2 separate regions of the Homo sapiens genome follow, and region 2 is linked to region 1. Evidence: chromatin loops called from intact Hi-C (ENCODE). Cell type or tissue: PC-3. All regions are shown on one strand. Each heading gives the region's core, and the rest is flanking DNA. Links, peaks and the distances in the headings are about the cores only. Region 1 overlaps MARCHF10 (membrane associated ring-CH-type finger 10). Region 2 has its middle 51 kb from the start of MIR633.

The links. Peaks named below come from ENCODE experiments on the same cell type or tissue, not always from the same donor. Only the 100,000 strongest peaks of a DNase experiment are listed, where the experiment ranks them.
Region 2: it touches region 1 in a loop (3-fold over the local background); 2 of 110 quality-filtered maps call a loop at or near these places.

What each region holds. Positions count from the first base shown.
Region 1 is chr17:62,786,070-62,795,372 of GRCh38, reverse strand. MARCHF10 (membrane associated ring-CH-type finger 10) reads left to right here. Exons shown (of 11, transcript NM_152598.4): 3 at 6,774-6,893. Among named protein-coding and RNA genes, the nearest start is that of MARCHF10, 18 kb to the left of the region's middle. In PC-3, for the core only: no CTCF peak of the experiment used is centred there; DNase peaks (open chromatin) are centred at 3,072, 4,072, 4,602 and 7,822; H3K4me3 peaks cover 1,752 bases; H3K27ac peaks cover 5,187 bases.
Region 2 is chr17:62,888,402-62,897,704 of GRCh38, reverse strand. No RefSeq gene overlaps it. Among named protein-coding and RNA genes, the nearest start is that of MIR633, 51 kb to the left of the region's middle. In PC-3, for the core only: no CTCF peak of the experiment used is centred there; a DNase peak (open chromatin) is centred at 4,584; H3K27ac peaks cover 2,432 bases.

The sequences.
Region 1 (9,303 bases), core at 888-8,887:
TTTTTTTTTTTTTTTTGATCAAATGATTTATGTAACTGGAGGCAGAATTTAGCCATTAATGTCCACTGGAAAGCTGAAGGCAAAGATTACACTTGGCATTTCAGAGTGATTTTCTATACTCTATTAAATGTGTTCAAACTGGTTTCATTTCATGTCACTTATTCATCTTGATTCTTTAAAGTGCAAATCAACTAAATATCTCAATATACATGTGTTCAAGGACACGATAGGCGACTTTATAGCGGGTGGCAAGGGTTTGGAGTTGTCCACTCAGGGAGCTGGAATGGGGATAAATCAACTTTTCTTCCCATAGGGACGGAGGTGAGGGATTCTCCTCCTGGCTCACCTTTGAGGTATGTGTTGCTCTACTCTTCACAGCCAAAACAGGAAAAAAAACTAGCTGGAGGGGAATACTATCTCAAACTGTTTTTATGCCTTTGATTTCTTGACCTCTTAAAATTAATGAACTTTAATAATGTCACCGAGGACAATTAAAATGCCAGACTCTGGGGTATGCAAGTCAGATCGCAAGAACAACAACAAAAAGAAACCAACTGAAGGAAGTGGCAACTCCCACTTCTCAAAGTGCATCCTGAGATAGAGGAACAGATGCCATTCTGGCTGGAGATGTAAAGTCGGGTCGTGGTTCTGATGGCTTTATACCAGAATTATGAGGCTGGGAAGTGTTCCTGGGGCACATGGCTTCTGAAGTCACATGATGACTGGAGGGATCAGATTGATAATGAAAGAAACAAAAGGAACTTTGAGCACAACTATGGACTCAGAGAGCTGTAATGTCGAAGAGAAGCGGCTTCATTGTGACCCTGAATGACTGAGAGCAGGAGCTGCTCAGTTGGCTGGCTGGGGTATAGGAAACAGACCTCTACTTACAGGGCAGAAAAACAAGGATGAACCTCAGGACTAGACAGAAAGATTCTCTCTTCTTCTGCAACCAACATCAGAGTCATATGCTTTGGCAAAGGCTGACTTTAGAAATATAGAAGTAAACCAGGAAATGGGATTGAGAACAGCAGTTAAAAGGCTGTGACAGCTGCTGGTGGTGATGGGAGTGGCAGTGGTGGTGGAGGCAGCAGTGGTAATGGTGGGGAGGTGAGATGGGTGGTGGGGTTTGGTGGTGATGTGGTGGTGGTGGAGGTGGTAGTGGTGGTGGTGGTGATGGTTGTGATGGTGTTTGTGGTGGTGGTGGTGATGGAGGTGGTGGTGGTGACTGTTTTGGTGGTGGTGATGGAGGTGGTGGTGGTGGTTGATGGGGGTGGTGGCGATGGTTGTGGTGGTGGTGGTGATGGAGGTGGTGATGGTGGTTATGGAGATGTGATGGAAATGGTAGTGATGGTGGTGATGGTGGTCATGATGGAGGTGGTGGTGGTGGTGATGGAAGTGGTGGTGGTGGTTGATGGATGTAGTGGTGGTTGTGGTTGATAGAGGTGGTGGTGGTGGTGATGATGGAGGTGGTGGTTGATGGATGTGGTGGTGGTGGTGGTTGATGGACGTGGTAGTGGTGGTGATGGAGGTGTTGGTGGTGATGGAGGTGTTGGTGGTGGTCGATGGAGGTGGTGGTAATGGTTGTGGTGCTGATGGAGGTGGTGGTGGTGATGGAGGTGGTGGTGGTTGATGGAGGCGGTGGTGGTGATGGAGATGATGGTGGTGGTGGTAATGGTTGTGGTGGTGGTGATGGAGGTGGTGGTGGTTGATGGAGGTGTGATGGTGGTGGTTGATGGGGTTGTGGTGGTGGAGGTGGTGGTGGTGATAGAGGTGGTGGTGGGTGGTGATGGTTGTGGTGGTGGTGGAGGTGGTGGTGGCAGTGGAGGTGGTGGTGGTGGTGATGGAGGTGGTGGTGGTGGTGATGGAGGTGGTGGTGGTGATGGAGGTGGTGGTGATGGTGGTGGTGATGGTGGTGGTGATGGTGGTGATGGTTGTGGTGGTAGTGATGGAGGTGATGGTGGTGGTGATGGAGGTCGTGGTGGTAATGGAGGTGGTGGTGGTTGATGGAGGTGTGATGGTGGTGGTTGATGGTGTTTGTGGTGGTGGTGGAGGTGGTGGTGGTGATGGAGGTGGTGGTGGTGGGTGGTGATGGTTGTGGTGGTGGTGGGTGGTGATAGTTGTGGTGGTGGTGGAGGTGGTGGTGGCAGTGGAGGTGGTGGTGGTGGTGGTGGTGATGGAGGTGGTGGTGGTAGTGATGGAGGTGGTGGTGGTGATGGTGGTGGTGATGGTGGTGATGGTTGTGGTGATAGTGATGGAGGTGATGGTGGTGGTGGTAATGGAGGTGGTGGTGGTGATGGAGGTGTTGGTAGTGATGGAGGCGTTGGTGGTAGTTGATGGAGGTGGTGGTGATGGTTGTGGTGGTGGTGATGGAGGTGGTGGTAGTGATGGAGGTGGTGGTGGTTGATGGAGGCAGCAGTGGTGAGGGAGATGATGGTGGTGGTGGTAATGGTTGTGGTGGTGGTGATGGAGGTGGTGGTGGTTGATGGAGGGGATGGTGATGGGTGGTGATGGTTGTGGTGGTGGTGGAGGTGGTGGTGGCAGTGGAGGTGGTGGTGGTGGTGATGGAGGTGGTGGTGGTGATGGAGGTGGTGGTGGTAGTGATGGAGGTGGTGGTGGTGATGGAGGTGGTGGTGGTGATGGTGGTGGTGGTGGTGATGGTTGTAGTGATGGAGGTGATGGTGGTGATGGAGGTGGTGGTGGTGGTGGTTGATGGTTGTGTTGGTGATGGTTGTGGTGGTGGTGATGGAGGCGTTGGTGGTTGATGGAGGTGGTGGTGGTGGGTGGTGATGGTTGTGGTGGTGATGGAGGTGGTGGTGGTGGTGCAGGTGGTGGTGGTGATGGAGATGGTGATGGAAATGGTAGTCATGGTGGTGGTGGTGATGGTGATGGTGTTAGTAGGCACCCTTGATTGAACACTCCCCAAGGGCCAGCCATTATTAACATATCACCAACTGTATGCCTTGTTGATGTTAACATATCAACAATCTGCAACTTCCTCTTACAGATGAGGAAAGCAAGAATCAATGGCATTAGTCAGCTCGCCCAAGGTCACTATGTTAGAAAGTGGCAGAGCTGGGGATTGTCGTGTTTACCAGGATTGAGTTACAATGAGTCACAAAACCCACGTCATCCCCACAGACATTGATGCACATTCTGCATTTTGCCCCCACAGTGGTACCTTCTGTACAAAAGGCAGCCCGACTACGTATGCTGTAGTCAGGGGGACGCACTAGGGGGGTGGGGGGTCAACACCAATGGAGGAGGGAAGGAAGAAGCCCTGATCTTCCCAGAAGGAAGAAATAAAAAGTTACCTGAAGCCTTCAATTTCAAGACTGCCCTCGGCCAGTTTTGCCACATGATCAGAGACTTATTTATAGCCATCCGAATCCTGACACGTGCAATTGAAAGGGGAGAATGTTCTTAAAGTCTAGGGTAAGGGAAGCCGCTATTGGTTATGAATTACAAATACATTCCTCTCCTGACCCATGGATTCTGTCCTCCCCTGCCCAGTCACCTTAGGCTCCCCCCACCCGCCCCGCACAAAAACAACATCAACAGCTGACAGAAAATCATTTACAATTACAAATACAAAGAAAACCAGCCCTTGCAGGGAATAAGGCAAAGGTTCTTGCTGCTTCTACGACTGTGAGTCTGGATATTTGCTCTGCCCCTGTGTTCCTTCTCAGCAAAGCTATAACTTTGAGAGGATTCATGTTTGATTTACGTAGAAAGATTGCTTGGCTCTGTCAAGATAAAAGTTTAAGTACCTGCCTTGCCACTGGTTTGTTCTGCTCCTCTGTAAAAAGAGGAACAAGGAACTAGAGGGAAAAAATTTTTTTCAACTTTGCAAACCAATCTATTCTTCCTCCCCTTTTGGTAAAGAAATATTTAAGTCGTATGCATTCTTGGAGAGAATTTTCAAAAAACACTCAGCCCACAAGAATTCTGTTCATCCCACAAAATCTGCCTTGGTCCTGGTGCATTTGCTAACACTGCCTCCTCCACTTTCAGCCCATCAGCATTTTCTTCTTTTGCCTTTAATACCAGTAGGTTAGGACGGCACAGACATCTGCCCCTTTCGGAAACAACACTCCACGCCAGTGCTCTTTCCAAACACAAGCTCCCATTTGAAGTCCTTGTAAAAGGATTGGAACAACAAAGGCACACGTTTAGCTGAACTTCGTTACACTTTCCAGCCGACTCCCTTTAGGATTACCTGGGTTTCTCTATGATTGGGTGTTTTTTGTTTGTTTTGTTTAACTTATTATGGTTACTGCCTAGTGTTCTTTGGTTTTTCTTGCTTAAATTATTAAAACAAACAGAGTCCAGTGTTTATTATGATGACTTACTATCTATGTGGCATAGTTTTTGAAAAGAAGATTAACTGTGGGACAGATGTTGTCCCTTCCCAAGCAAGTTGGAGTGAAGCTGCATCTCTCTCCCCAGAATCTAGGATTCCACTTCCTGCAGGTGACCACTTGGCTGCTGTGATGAGCCCGGAGGCTAGAGTGTCACCTGCAATTCAGACATAAAGCACGATGTGAATAACTGTCCCAATTCCAAGGAGTAAATGTTTTGTTAGTATCGGGTCATTTCTATTCTTAACCTTACAGCATAATGTCAGGCTTACTCATGGCGTGAAATTCTGGTAAGTCCTACTGCATCACGGAAGGAGATGCTTTTTCTAACAGAGGGCGTGAAACGTGCTGAAGGAATCTTTCCTTTCTCAACCCAGCCAGGAAGGGCAGTTGTCAGGCCTAGTTTACAAACAATATTGTTGGTCTTTACTTCAAATTCATTTTCTATGACAGTGGATAATTTGGCCCTGGCAAGGCAAAGTTGAATTGGGCTACTGGATCTGCAAGTATAGAAACATTCCAAAAAAGTTTTACTGGGCTGGGTGTGGCGGCTCATGCCTGTAATCTCAGCACTTTGGGAGGCTGAGGCAGGCCGATCACCTGAGGTCAGGAGTTCAAGACCAGCCTGGCCAACATGGCAAAACCCTGTCTCTACTAAAAATACAAAAATTGGCTGGGCGTGGTGGCACACTCCTGTAACCCCAGCTACTTGGGAGGCTAAGGCAGGAGAATCGCTTGAACCAGGGCGGTGGAGGTTGCAGTGAGCCAAGATCGTGCCACTGCACTGCAGCCTGGGTGACAGAGCGAGACTCCATCTTGGGGGGAAAAAAAAAACTTTTACTATTTTGAGGTACTTAAAATCAGTTGAAATTTCCATAGTACATGATATCCTCAGGTTTGTTCAGTCCTAGTACTACAGGAGAAATATTTTGGTACCAGATTTTATTTTAATTTTGTTAAGAAACATGGGGAATTATTTTCATTGGTAATTTTATTTTTCTTATTTTGCACTTAGGGATTGATATTTTCCTCCAAAGCAAAAATGCAATTCAACTAAAATTATTATTATTAATTTTTTGAGACAGACTCTTGCTCTGTCACCCAGGCTGGAATGCAGTGGCACTATCTTGGCTCACTGCAACCTCTGCCTCCCAGGTTCAAGCAATTCTCATGCCTCAGCCTCCTGAGTAGCTGGGATTACAGGCATGTGCCACCACAACTAATTTTTATATTTTTAGTAGAAACAGGGTTTCACTATGTTGGCCAGGTTGGTCTCGAACTCTTGGCATCAAGTGATCAACCTGCCTCAGCCTCCCAAAGTGCTGGGATTACAGGCATGAGCCTCTGGGCACCTGGCCAGCTGCAATTCAGCTAAAATTAAATGCTGGATGCTGGGGGATTCAAAGATAAGAAGTTGTCCTTACTCTCAGGGTTCTCAATGATCAGCAGGAGAAACAGGCTCAAAACCACAAACAACTACCTACAATAGGAAAAAAATATGTATAATTCAAGCTTAAATTAATATACATTGCAACTCTGACAATTAATTCGGCCTGGAGAAGAGAGGGCAGAGGAAACTAAAGAGAGGCAAGGCCACAGCAGCAGGCTTTTTAGTAGATCAGTCGGTTTTGCCAAGAGAGCTTCTAACAGAGGAGATTCCAAGTGCAGGAAACACACATGCTCTGATGTTGACAATTCTCATCCCGCAACTAGGGTGTCATCTCCAGGGTCACAGTATAGTGAAGGTAGGAAGAGGGAGGGGCCATGAAGAGAATGACCAGAAAGAGAAATTCACAAGGTGTAACAGGTGCTGCCCTCCTTGAGAAGGCAACAGTTGGGTACATTCTTGACAAAATGCCTCTCAGTATGTTTATTGTTTGAATTTATTAAAGTAATGGCTATTACGTCTGACCTGCGTTTTTTTTTTTTTTTTTTTTTTTTTGAGACGGAGTCTCGCTCTGTCGCCCAGGCCGGACTGCGGACTGCAGTGGCGCAATCTCGGCTCACTGCAAGCTCCGCTTCCCGGGTTCACGCCATTCTCCTGCCTCAGCCTCCCGAGTAGCTGGGACTACAGGCGCCCGCCACCGCGCCCGGCTAATTTTTTGTATTTTTAGTAGAGACGGGGTTTCACCTTGTTAGCCAGGATGGTCTTGATCTCCTGACCTCATGATCCACCCGCCTCGGCCTCCCAAAGTGCTGGGATTACAGGCGTGAGCCACCGCGCCCGGCCTGACCTGCGTTTTAAGCAAAGGGAAGAGTGATACCTGGTCTTTATACTTGGTGAGAGGTATTTGATGAACACCTGGAGATGCATATCATTTATTTCATGCTCCTCACCATTGGAGTTAAGCATAAAGTTACCCAAGCTTGCCATGGTCCTAAGACAAACATTTTATTGTTGTTGTTCTTCAGGCTTGTCTGAGACGACAGGAATATAGAAGAGACCCAAATGAGAAGAAACGCGATCAGTTTTGGGGGCAAGAGACAAGTTTTGAGAGATCCCGGTTTTCTAGCAGGTCATCTTCCAAACAGGTATGAAGAATTCTGGGAGACAGTCTCCTGGGGCTGCTGCTGCTGCTGGTGGTGGTGGTGTGTGTGTGTGTGTGATGTAGGAAAAAGCCAACTCAAAAAGGAGATGTTGCAGATTCCCAAAGGTCAAGGCAGGGAGAGCCAGGGGCAGGAAGGAGCCTAGGGCTGGGAACTCCCTTCCTGGGGACACCACCCCTGTGGCTCCCAGCTCTGCAGTCTTCACACCTCACTATGGTTGGGCTCACTCTTCTTTCCTGTAGATAAAGGTCCTGACACAGATGGTCTATGGGACACCATCCAGATGAGAAATGCTGCAACTCTATAAGAGTTGGAGGCACTGGGCCTTCTTAAGCACAGCATCATCTCTGTGGCATATGGTCTAACTTGATGCAAGGTTGGGCCTAGTTTTTATTTCTGATGAAGGAAGAGAGTAAAATGTGGTAATAACTGTATCATGTAATAATTGGCAATTGTTTAAATATTTTTGCCTAGATATAGCAATATGATGATAAAATATTTTTGCTTAGAATGATATAACAATGTGATAATAACAATATGATAATATGATTAATAATAGTATCATGATAATAATAATTAAGCAGTTACCATTATTTCAGTGCTTGCAACATTCCAGGCACTATACGAAGCACTTTATACATATTAGCTTATTTAATTCTCATAAATGTATATATCTATCACCTATCCTTATCTATCTATCTATCTATCTATCTATCCATCCATCTTTGCCCCACTTTACTGATGAGAAAACTGGACCTTAGAGAAGTCACAAAACTTTACCTAAGATTTCACAGCCAGTGCGTGGTAGAGATTCCATTCTAGGCAGTCTGACCCCAGAGAAGGTGCTCTGAATTGCTAAGCTCTATGATCATATTTCATGTTTAAGATCTTATCTAATAATTTAACTTACCCTATGTAAGAGCTCAATACCACAAGCTGTATTCAACACTGACTGTTAGCATGGTGAATTGATTTAAGATGAGTAATATGCCTTTTATGAATTCCTATTTAATATTTTATGCCTGAAATATACTCTAGAGGAGAGACTCCTTCTTTCCTATCAATGGCATGGATCCTGAGATAGATCCTGAATACGTGATATCAATCAAGTTCTTGTTGAGATTTCTTTTTTAATCTAGGATGTTCACACTGTGGTTATTTAATGTTCAAAGGACACCTTAAAAACATCAGTGATTGATGTTTATAGATGTAGATGTATACCTAGGAGAGAGATATGCTCTCTATTAAGGAATATAAAATCGTACAATAAAATATTTCACTTAGAGTCTGAAGGTGAAAGAGACTATCTCACAATATTGGCAGCACCAAGAACACGTTGCCTGGATCTTTTCCTGTTAGTCTAAGACTAAATATAATGCCTGCTGCTGATTAAACTTAAGGAGTGAGATTTATCCAAAAATTAAATCTAGTTTGACTAGAACAACATATTTTTAGCATTAAGATAAATTCTCACATTTTTACACTCAGAAATAAGATCAAGGACAGATAAGAAAATATAATTCAAGTCAAACAGTAGCATGTAGCAGTCTTCCCAGATTGGAATTGCTAAACAAGTGGGCATCTGGGTGCCTCTGCAGGGAACTTTCATGCAGAGGCTCACGTGCACAGTCACGGCCATTTTATGTGCAATACTCATGCATTTGGGATATGCAGGATTTGAAGTTTTATGTTCCTTTTCACACTTAAGCTTATGGAACAAGCTGGTGTCAGATTCCTATAGTTTTCTTCTTCCTGCTATACAAATTATGCATTCTTTAAACCATCACTGCAAAACACTCAGACCACTTCTGAAAAAGGTCATGGTTGTATACATAATAGTAATTATGTGAAATAGCTTCTATAATACAGTTTATATGGCTCTTATTTCCCAATAATTTTATTATTCACCCCACTCAACACAACATTTTTTAAAATTATACTTTAAGTACTAGGGTACATGTGCACAACGTGCAGGTTTGTTACATAGATATACTTGTGCCACGTTGGTTTGCTGCACCCATTAACTCCTCATCTACATTAGGTATTTATCCTAATGCTATCCCTCCCCCAGCCCCCCACCCCATGACATGCCCCAGTGTGTGATATTCCCCACCCTGTGTCCATGTGTTCTCATTGTTCAATTCCCACCTATGAGTGAGAACATGTGGTGTTTGGTTTTCTGTCCTTGTGATAGTTTGCTCAGAATGATGGTTTCCAGCTTCATCCATGTCCCTGCAAAGGACATGAACTCATCCTTTTTTATGGCTGCATAGTATTCCATGGTATATATGTGCCACATTTTCTTAATCCAGTCTATCATTGATGGACATTTGGGTTGGTTCCAAGTCTTTGCTATTGTGAATAGTGCCACAATAAACATAAGTGTGTATGTGTC
Region 2 (9,303 bases), core at 724-8,723, 100 kb before region 1:
GTCAGCTATCGAAATACACATTTCACTGCAAATTCATTAGTTCAGTACTAAGACAAGTTCAGATGGCCATCTTTATTGGATTCATGGAAAATTATATAAAAAGTTTATTGCATTAGAGAAAAAATAATGCGTCCTTTCTAAGAAAAAGAAGCAAGCTAGAATTAATTTCCTTGAGAATCTAGTTATAAAAGCTGATGACAGCCAAGTGTTCCCTGCAGAATCTCCCAGGGGTAGATGAGCAGAATGGTAGAGACTTAGGACAGCAGATGTATAGGTGTAGGGTAGATTTGGCCTCAGTTCTTCATCTCTCCTTCTTTCCATATCCCTTGCCACGTGACTGCCGCTCATCCCCAAAAGGGAAAAAGTGCATTTTCCTACCCTTTGACTCTGAATTTGGCCATCTGATTTACTTGAGCCAAAGGAACATTCACATATGTAATGCAAATAGAGACTTAAAAAACATTTGCTCAATTGAACATGTACCCTTCCACCTCTGCCACTGCAAAGAGAAGAATGTGTCCAGGTTGGCTGGCTGGTCACAGGAGGGGAAGAGAGACACACAGAGTAGAGTTGCCCGGCCAGACTCAGTATAGAAGAGAGCTCCAGCTGACAATAGATGCATGGAGCAATCCTAGCCTAGATCAGCCAAACCCCTTGTTATACAATAATTAACCAATAGAGGTGTTATGGGATCATGTTGACTCCCCAGATCATTCCATAACCTCAGAATAGCTCTAATATAAGGGTTAATAACCACATGAATCTACAGAGACATTAGTGGACATTTGCATTATGGGTCCACTGTTCCTATCCAAAAACCGCAGAAAGCCTTCTCCATTCTAAGGAAAGATCCTGAGATTTTTTCCTGAAAACTCTCACCGTGGTTTGAGTTACTCCAGAAGTTAACTCAGATGAGGGCTGGGTGCAGTGGCTCACGCCTGTAATCCCAGCACTTTGGGAGGCTGAGGTGGGTGGACCACTTGAGGTCAGGAGTTCAAGACCAGCCTGCCCGACATGTGAAACCCTGTCTCTATTAAAAATACAAAAACGGGCAGGGCGTGGTGACTCAAGCCTGTAATTCTAGCACTTTGGGAGGCCAAGGCGAGCAGATCACAAGGTCAGGAGTTCAAGACCAGCCTGACCAATATGGTGAAACCCCATCTCTACTAAAAATACAAAAATTAGCCAGACGTGGTGGTGCGCACATGTAGTCCCAGCTACCCGGGAGGCTGAGGCAGGAGAATTGCTTGAACTCAGGAGGCAGAGGTTGCAGTGAGCCGAGATCGCACCATTGCACTCCAACCTGGGCGACAGAGCGAGACTCCATCTCAAAAAAAAAAAAAACAAAAACAAAAATCAGTCGTGCATGGTGGCACGTTCCCGTAGTCCCAGCTACTCAGAATGCTGAGGCAGGAGAATCACTTGAACCTGGGAGGTAGCGGCTGCAGTAAGTCAAGATCACATCATTGCATTCCAGCCTGGGTGACACAGCAAGGCTCTGTCTCAAAAAAAAAAAAAAAAAAAAAGAAGTTAACTCAGATGAGGAATCAAGTGCAAGTAGTTTAAGTGATGTAAGTACGGAAGCACATGATAGAAGGGAAGGAAAGCAGACGGTACAGGAGGTGCTACCAAGCTAGCCACAGCTATGGACAACTGGAGATCAATCCCACTGCGGGAGTCTGAGCACCAGTGTGGAATATACTCAGAACAGGCTCCTCTGAGGGATGGGGAGCTCTGGTATTTCTTTAATCCTGCCAGTCATTGACTAAGGGCTGCCCTAGGGGGAATGATCTCCGGGCATTTCCAGGGTGCCACACTAGCAGCGGCCAGAGAGCACCCTCAGGCAGGGAAATGCAGGTTCTTGCAATGGGAAGTCTCACATTCTACAGCAGAAGTGGTAAGGCAAAGGGATACGTGCAGAGCACTGGCAGCACTTGCTACAACCCTGCTGTGGTGTAACCTCAGCTTGGGGAGCATGAAATCCTGGCAGCTTGGATGCCAGGCAGGACACGCACATACAGGTCAGATCTTTGGATCAGTGGGATACTATGTGTCCTGACAAGAGCCATGAGCTCTTCCATGCCAACTTCCTTTTATACATTTGCACATTTTCCTGTAGCTTCCCCAGTCCTTTCTCATATCCTCATACCACTGTTTATGGTGTCCACCCCACTGGGGTGAAAATGGGTGACAACAGCCATGACTGGCTCTTGTTGCAGCTGCCCACCATCTGACAATTTAGTTCCATCTGGTCCGTGAAGCAAGTAATGCTCTCCGTGAAATTAGAGACACAGGGCCTGCAATCTCACACACAAACGCAGGTCAGGCTTCCCTCTGAAAGGTACAACATCCAGTGTGAGTACAGTCAGACCTAACTCCACACAGTAGCTGTGGGTTTAAAAAGCTATGTATTTTCATCAGTGCTCCTCAAACTTTTTCATCAAACTTCCATTATCAGTGGGAGAAGGTAGATCATGTATTCCTGCTTGTAGCTCAAAGTGGGATTATTTGAGTATAAAAATGTTTTATTCAACATGGACATGGAGTTTTTGTCTACCAGCATCCTTTTCTAGAAGGAAAACACAGTCCCCCTCACTGCATCCTTGCTGTGGGGCTGTCATTTATAATTGCTTTGGATCCTTGGTCACAGGGCTGGGCTGTAGATAGGCAAGGTCAAGCATGGTATTCCATGGGCACCTGCCTCCAGCAGGGCCAACTGAAGTCTCGTATTATATTATATTATATTATATTATATTAATTTAGAGACAGAGTCTTGCTCTGTGACCCAGGCTGGCGTGCAATAGTGGGATCTCGGCTTACTGCAACCTCCATCTCCCAGGTTCAAGCCATTCTCCTGCCTCGCCTCCTGAGTAGCTGGGATTACAGACACCCGCCACCACACCTGGATAATTTTTGTATTTTTAGTAGAGATGGGGTTTCACCATGTTGGCCAGGCTGGTCTCAAACTCCTGACCTCAGGTGATCTGCCCTCCTCGGCCTCCCAAAGTGCTGGGATTACAAGTGTGAGCCACCACACTCAACCTGAAGTATCTTTTTTAAAATTGGTGTATAAATATGAAGAGAAAGAAGTTATTTCTCTTCTGTGGGTGGCTAAGCAAAGAGAATAAGGACTGGAGTTGCCAGCAGTCAGTTTAACTGTAACTTGGAGAAAGCCTCCACACAGAATGAGGCCAAGCAGAGCAGAAAGATGGAAAGAGCTACAGCTCTGACAACATCATTGGAACACCTAGATCCAGCCATACCTGAAGCTTCATGGGCTTCCCAGACAAGTGAACCCCTCCAAAAAGATGGGTGGTGGGGGGTGGTGGGCGGCAGTTGCTTAAGTTAATTCATTTGTAATTGGAAGCTTTATAAAGTGGTTGATAAGGCTGACATTCCAGAAAAAAAGGACCTTGTTTACCCTGTGGCTTCATATTTCCCCAGCACATATACCCTAGGAAAATATGAGGCTGGATTTAGAATCACGACCTCACATCTTTATTTCAGAGATGCTTTAATTGCACCTTTGACTATTCTTCATATCAGCATAGATTCTGAATACTTTTGGTCTAAATTTCCCTGGCCCCTCCCCAACCTGAGCCTCCCCAGCTACCTGCTCCTCCACTGTTCCCTGTGGTACCTAAAGGTCTGCTCCCATCCTCCTTGGGTCCCCTGCTCTCCACTTGACGTGGCTCTGTGCTCAGGCACCCTTCTTCCCCGCCTCCCCCATCCCTACCTTGGAAAGTAAAACCCATGAGATGTTAGCCACTGAGGAGAGAAGCTTGGAACAGATTTCTGGGGTCAAACCAGAGAGGACTATACCAAGGTGGCATGCCATTGCCAGAGTGGACTGGGAAGACTCCCTGCTGTTGAAGCAGTGAGTTTGGCTTTTAGGAACAGAGGGCAAAGGCAGGGTCCCAAGCCTAACACAACAACCACAGAATACTCCTCTCTTATTAAGAAACTATGTGCCGGGCGCAGTGGCTCACACTTGTAATCCTAGTAGCATTTTGGGAGACCAAGGCGGGTGGATCACCTGAGGTCAGGAGTTCGAGACCAGCCTGAGCAACATGGTGAAAACCTGTCTCTATTATAAATACAAAAAAAATTAGCTGGGCATGGTGGTGGGCACCTGTAATCCCAGCTACTCGGGAGGCTGAGGCTGGAGAATCGCTTGAACCTGGGAGGCGAAGGTTGCAGTGAGCCAAGATTGTACCATTGCACTCCAACCTGGGCAACAGGAACGAAACTGCATCTAAAAAAAAAAAAAAAAGAAAGAGAAAAGAAAAAGACACTATGGTACGTGTAGCACTAACATGCTCCCTAAGCACACAAAAGAAGTAGCAGACAGGCCCTACTTTCCAGGCAATTTTAATTTAGCCAAAGGATAAAGTAAAAATGTAGAGAACCGTCACAAGGTAAAATAGAACCGAGTGCCTGGCAGAGCAGGAAAAAGGGTATGAGTAATCAGCAGATGAGGTAGAAGGGCTGAGTGAGGTGAGTTAGCAGGAGAGGGACTCTCGGAGGAAATGAATCTTGAGCCAGGCCCTGAAGGAAGTCATTGACAAATGTAAACTCTCCAGCGGGCCACAGAGGAAGAGGCTGGGCTGTCTGCAGGAGTTGTGTAACTCACATATGCTCTGACCTGTTTGTCTGTGAAGACTCAGACCAGCTCTGAAGCTATTTAGCCTTGATCTCTAAGTCTACACAAAACCACTGTCTTGGTTAAAGAAATGTAGTATGTTTGGCACAAGGCACACCCTATAGATGATGTCATGTCTATAGATCAAAGCCAGGCTAATGTCACCAGGCAAGGGAAGAAGACTTGGAAAACACAGTCTGTATTATGCTTTTTCTTTTTTTAGCCTTCTGTTTCCAAGGTTAGTTTTTAGGGTGAAGATTTTCATCTTGATTACAGCTCTTGGTAAATGAAGGTCATTTTTAAAGTCTGATTCCTGGAAGTGAAATGTAGAATTTATGGAAACACAAATTCTTGATATGTTAATTGTGCTAATTGAAATAGAGGGCCTCTTTAAAACAACAACAACAAAAAAGAAAACAACACAAAAATCTTTTTGCCTTAGGAGCAGAAAGTGAATGAGAGACATAATAATGGAGTTTGCAGATTGTTCTTTCCTTGCAAGAGACATCAGCTGAAACACAGTCTTTAGCCATAATGAAAACACATTTTTAAGTTCCTTGCTTATTCTGGCAAGATAAAAACAAGTTGTCATGAAACCACTTCTGTCAAGACTAGAAGCTTTGGCCTTATCGCCATTGTTAAAGGCAATCCAAGAAATACTATTTAAGGCTAATTTTGTTGCCCTTTTGAAGAGACTTTTGAAATCATAAAAAAAGAGTCCAGACAATAAGCTGGATAGGAAGGACAAGTTCCTCCTTGGCAGCCAGTGTCGAATTACACTGTCCCCTGTCTGTGGATAAAACAGAATTGTGCTCTTCAGACTGCCAACCCCTTACTTGACAACCACTACAAAAAGTTAACAATAAATGAAACTGACAGCCCACTTCACCAGATTGGGAGTACATCTGAACTTCTACGGCAAGACAGCTGGACTTGAGTTCATTTCCCTGGAGGCTGGGCTACAGCAATACCTAATGAAAACAATGATGGACATATATTTATTTCCAAGGCATTTGTAGCCTGCACCCTGGTTCCAGTCTTATCGCAGAAGCTGGATCAATTTTCACATCTTTTCACTAAATGGATGGGATGTGAAATTACTCCTATTGACAATAAGCATTCTCAAGGGCTGTGGTAATTGTGTAGCCCAGCACAGCAGAAAAGAGGTGCTAACAAAAGCACATAGACAATTGGTTACCATCAATTTCCTGTGGCATTGGTACATGTGAGTAAGGCAGTTAAAAAAAAAAAATGCGGTCCTGGGTAAAGCCTATACCTTCTCCATCAGTAGCAAATCCAACCAGCAGAATGCAGGTGGCAGGTGATTTCTCCCCCAGCAATCTCTGAAAAGTGTGCGGTACCAAATCTAATCACAGCCAGGATTTGTAGACTGAGAAACCAAGGGCCTAACCTTCTGCCTGGTCATTTCTGCATATCGCCTCCCCCTGCCCCCATCGCACTCCATTCCTCCCATCTTTTATGCTACCCCATTTGTGAGATGAGTGCCAAATGACCTCTTTGACAATGGACCAGAGTGGACAGCTTCATTTTCATTCCCATCTTTAAAGGTTTGACCTATGTGAGATGCTTGGATTAGAAACAGCTCCTGGCTCCTGCCTTCTTATTGGTTTTGTCTCAAATGCACTGGCCTATATATATATCAGGAACAAAGAATGAAGACAAAAGTAAGCCCATTGGTGAGGTGAGTTAGGACCCAGGCAGAGAGCCTGATGGAGTATGTAAATGAAATATACTGCCCTTGGTCTCCAGATCTCAGATTGTCTTGCAGATACCAAAAGCTGATCCAGCACTAATGAAACATCATTCTTAGGAAGGTGCCCATAAGGTCAATTTCTTCACCATTATACAAATGATTTATTTCCTCTAAAATAGTCCATCTAATTCAACCAAAAGTAAATTTAATAAAAAGCACTTTATATGCTTGCATAAATATAACTTAAGTAGGAAGTTGCTATTTTGACAGCTTGACAATAAAGGTAGAAGCAATGGGAAAACAATTTTCATGAACCGTATAGATACTGAATTTACAATGTTACGAGATCAGGTCCACCTTTTGAAAATTCTGGTTCGGTTTGGAGCTGTCAATCAGTCAACAAAAGGGCACATTTCTTTCATGCCTTTGTCTGCCTGAAGTTAAAAAATAAAATAAAATGTTTCTGTCCAGGTTTTCTATCAAAGAATTTCCTTTTTGCAGTCCTGGAAAAACCAGATAGAAGAAGGAAACCATTTACTGAGTGTCAGCCATTATGTTAGGTATTTTATATACAGTATATATTTCACAAATGTTATCTAATTTAATTTTTATAATACTGAGGAATTATTCAACCCCAGGGTATCTGGCCTCTGAGCTTGGGCCCCTCCCTCTCTATGCTATTATGATACACTGTTTGCCAATTTTCAGAGAAATAGAGTACAATAAAATTTACTTGGCAGTAATGAAAACAATTTATTCTATTGTGATCAAAAAGACACTTTACCTCAAGTTTTATTTATCTAAATAGCAACTATCATGGCTTAGTTTTATTACTTGTACATCCATTGTAGTTAAAAGATGGGTGTTAGGCTGAATCTTTACTGATCCTGTTATTTTCTAATATCAAATTATTTATTTAATACCTTTTCTAATAAAATGAGAGGGTAGGGCCAGGCGCAATGGCTCATGCCTCTAATCCCAGCACTTTGGGAGGCCGAGGTGGGCAGATCACCTGAGGTCAGGATTTTGAGACCAGCCTGGCCAACATGGTGAAGCCCTGTCTCTACTAAAAATACAAAAATTAGCCAGCCATGGTGGCATGCATCTGTAATCCTAGCTACTTGGGAGGCTGAGGCAGAAGAATCACTTGAACCCAGGAGGTGGAGGTTGCAGTGAGCCGAGATCGCACCACTGTACTCCAGCCTGGGCAACAGAGTGAGACTCTTGTCTCAAAAAATAAATAAATACATAAATAAATAAATAAATAAATAAAATGAGAGGGCAGAAAAAAATGGTGGTTACTTGAATCTTTTTGGTTGTATGGATTGTGTGTAGTATTTGGTATTATTTACTTATTTGTGTAGGTCCATTGTAGCATATTCCCAACCTTTGGGCTTGGGACTTTAAGCAAAATAAAATTAAAGGCCTTAATTCTCCTAAACAAATATTTTGGTTTTTATTTAATGGTAAAATTAGATAACATTAACAATATGAACAGGCTCAAGAAGGGTTGAGATAAATTTATATACCAACCCCGTCATTGTGTGAGGGCTGCTTCAGAGCTGAGTTGGGTGGTCATGTCCCAGCGCTTCTGCCTTCCACATGGGTAGGTTCAAGAAGGGTTGAAATAAATGTATGGAACTCGACTGCCTAATAATAGATTAAGAGAAATTAAGGAATTGGGAATGTATTCTAATTTCAGAGAGCAATGCCGTAGAAAACCACCACCCTTCTCCATAGAATATTACTTGAAGAGTATTAAGAGAAACACTGCATTTTTCATGCATTTCTCAAGTTTATTTCCAACAGCTTTCCTTCAAAACTCATTTTGCTTCATCACTATCTAATCTCCTAATTTTATCAGCATTTTCTAAACCTCCCAGGAGAAAAATCTGAGAATAGCACTTTCCAATAATGGGTTCTTTAAAATACTAAGGTCTGTGATATGCTAATAAGGTTCTGCCAAATAAAGAATCTCTTTAGGGAATACTAGATTAAAGAAAATCACACAGGTTTCACTTCTAGTAAAGGCCAAGTAACTCATGTTAGACCAACCCTTCTGTAGACAAAGACTAAATTCTTGAGAAAATATACTCTCAAAAAATACAGACAACTATTTGAAGTTACTAAAAAATGATCAAAAATGGGCTGTAATACTGAAGAAGGGAATGGCATTGGATGAATTTCCCATTTTTACAGCTTTTGGTCCTAGAACAGGCTCTACAGAGAGCTGTTCCAGGAAGAATGGTTAAAACTCAAATAGAAGCTCAGTGTTACTTGGAGAACTAGAAACACAGCTCTGGATAACTACAGCAGCTAGCAAGTGGGGGACATCTCAGAAAGGAGAGAACCAGAAAGGAGGAGGCCCAAATTCTATGCATAAATCTCTGGCTGACATCTGAACCATGCATGCATGGAACAGATTCCAAGAAGCCCAGCTAAAAATAAATTAACTGAGATTTTAGTGATGTCTTTCTCCAGGAAGACAGAGTTTGCAGTGTGAGTTCAGCCAGGTTAACTTTCTGCTAAAACAAAAACGGAAATCTCTTTAAAGGAACATCATAAAATTCAGAATGTCTATACCATATCATTCACATTGTCCAGAATGCAATCCAAAATTACTCAGCATACAAAGAAATCAGAAAATGTGACTCCTACAAGAGAAAAGATAATCAACAAAGACCGACACCTAGAGGACCCCAATATTGGAATTAGCCGACAAGGATTTTAAAGTAGCTATTATAACTATGCTCAACAATGTAAAGGAAAATATGCTTATAATGAATTTGACCACAGAACATTAAAGAACATCTCTATGGAACACAGTTTGAGAAATGCCACCCTAGAGATTCAAATGAAGCTACCTGCAATTAGACTACAAACAAAAGACCCATAGTTTTGGGTTGACTCTGATATTGAGTCAATATTCAGTAGGGCAAATACAATT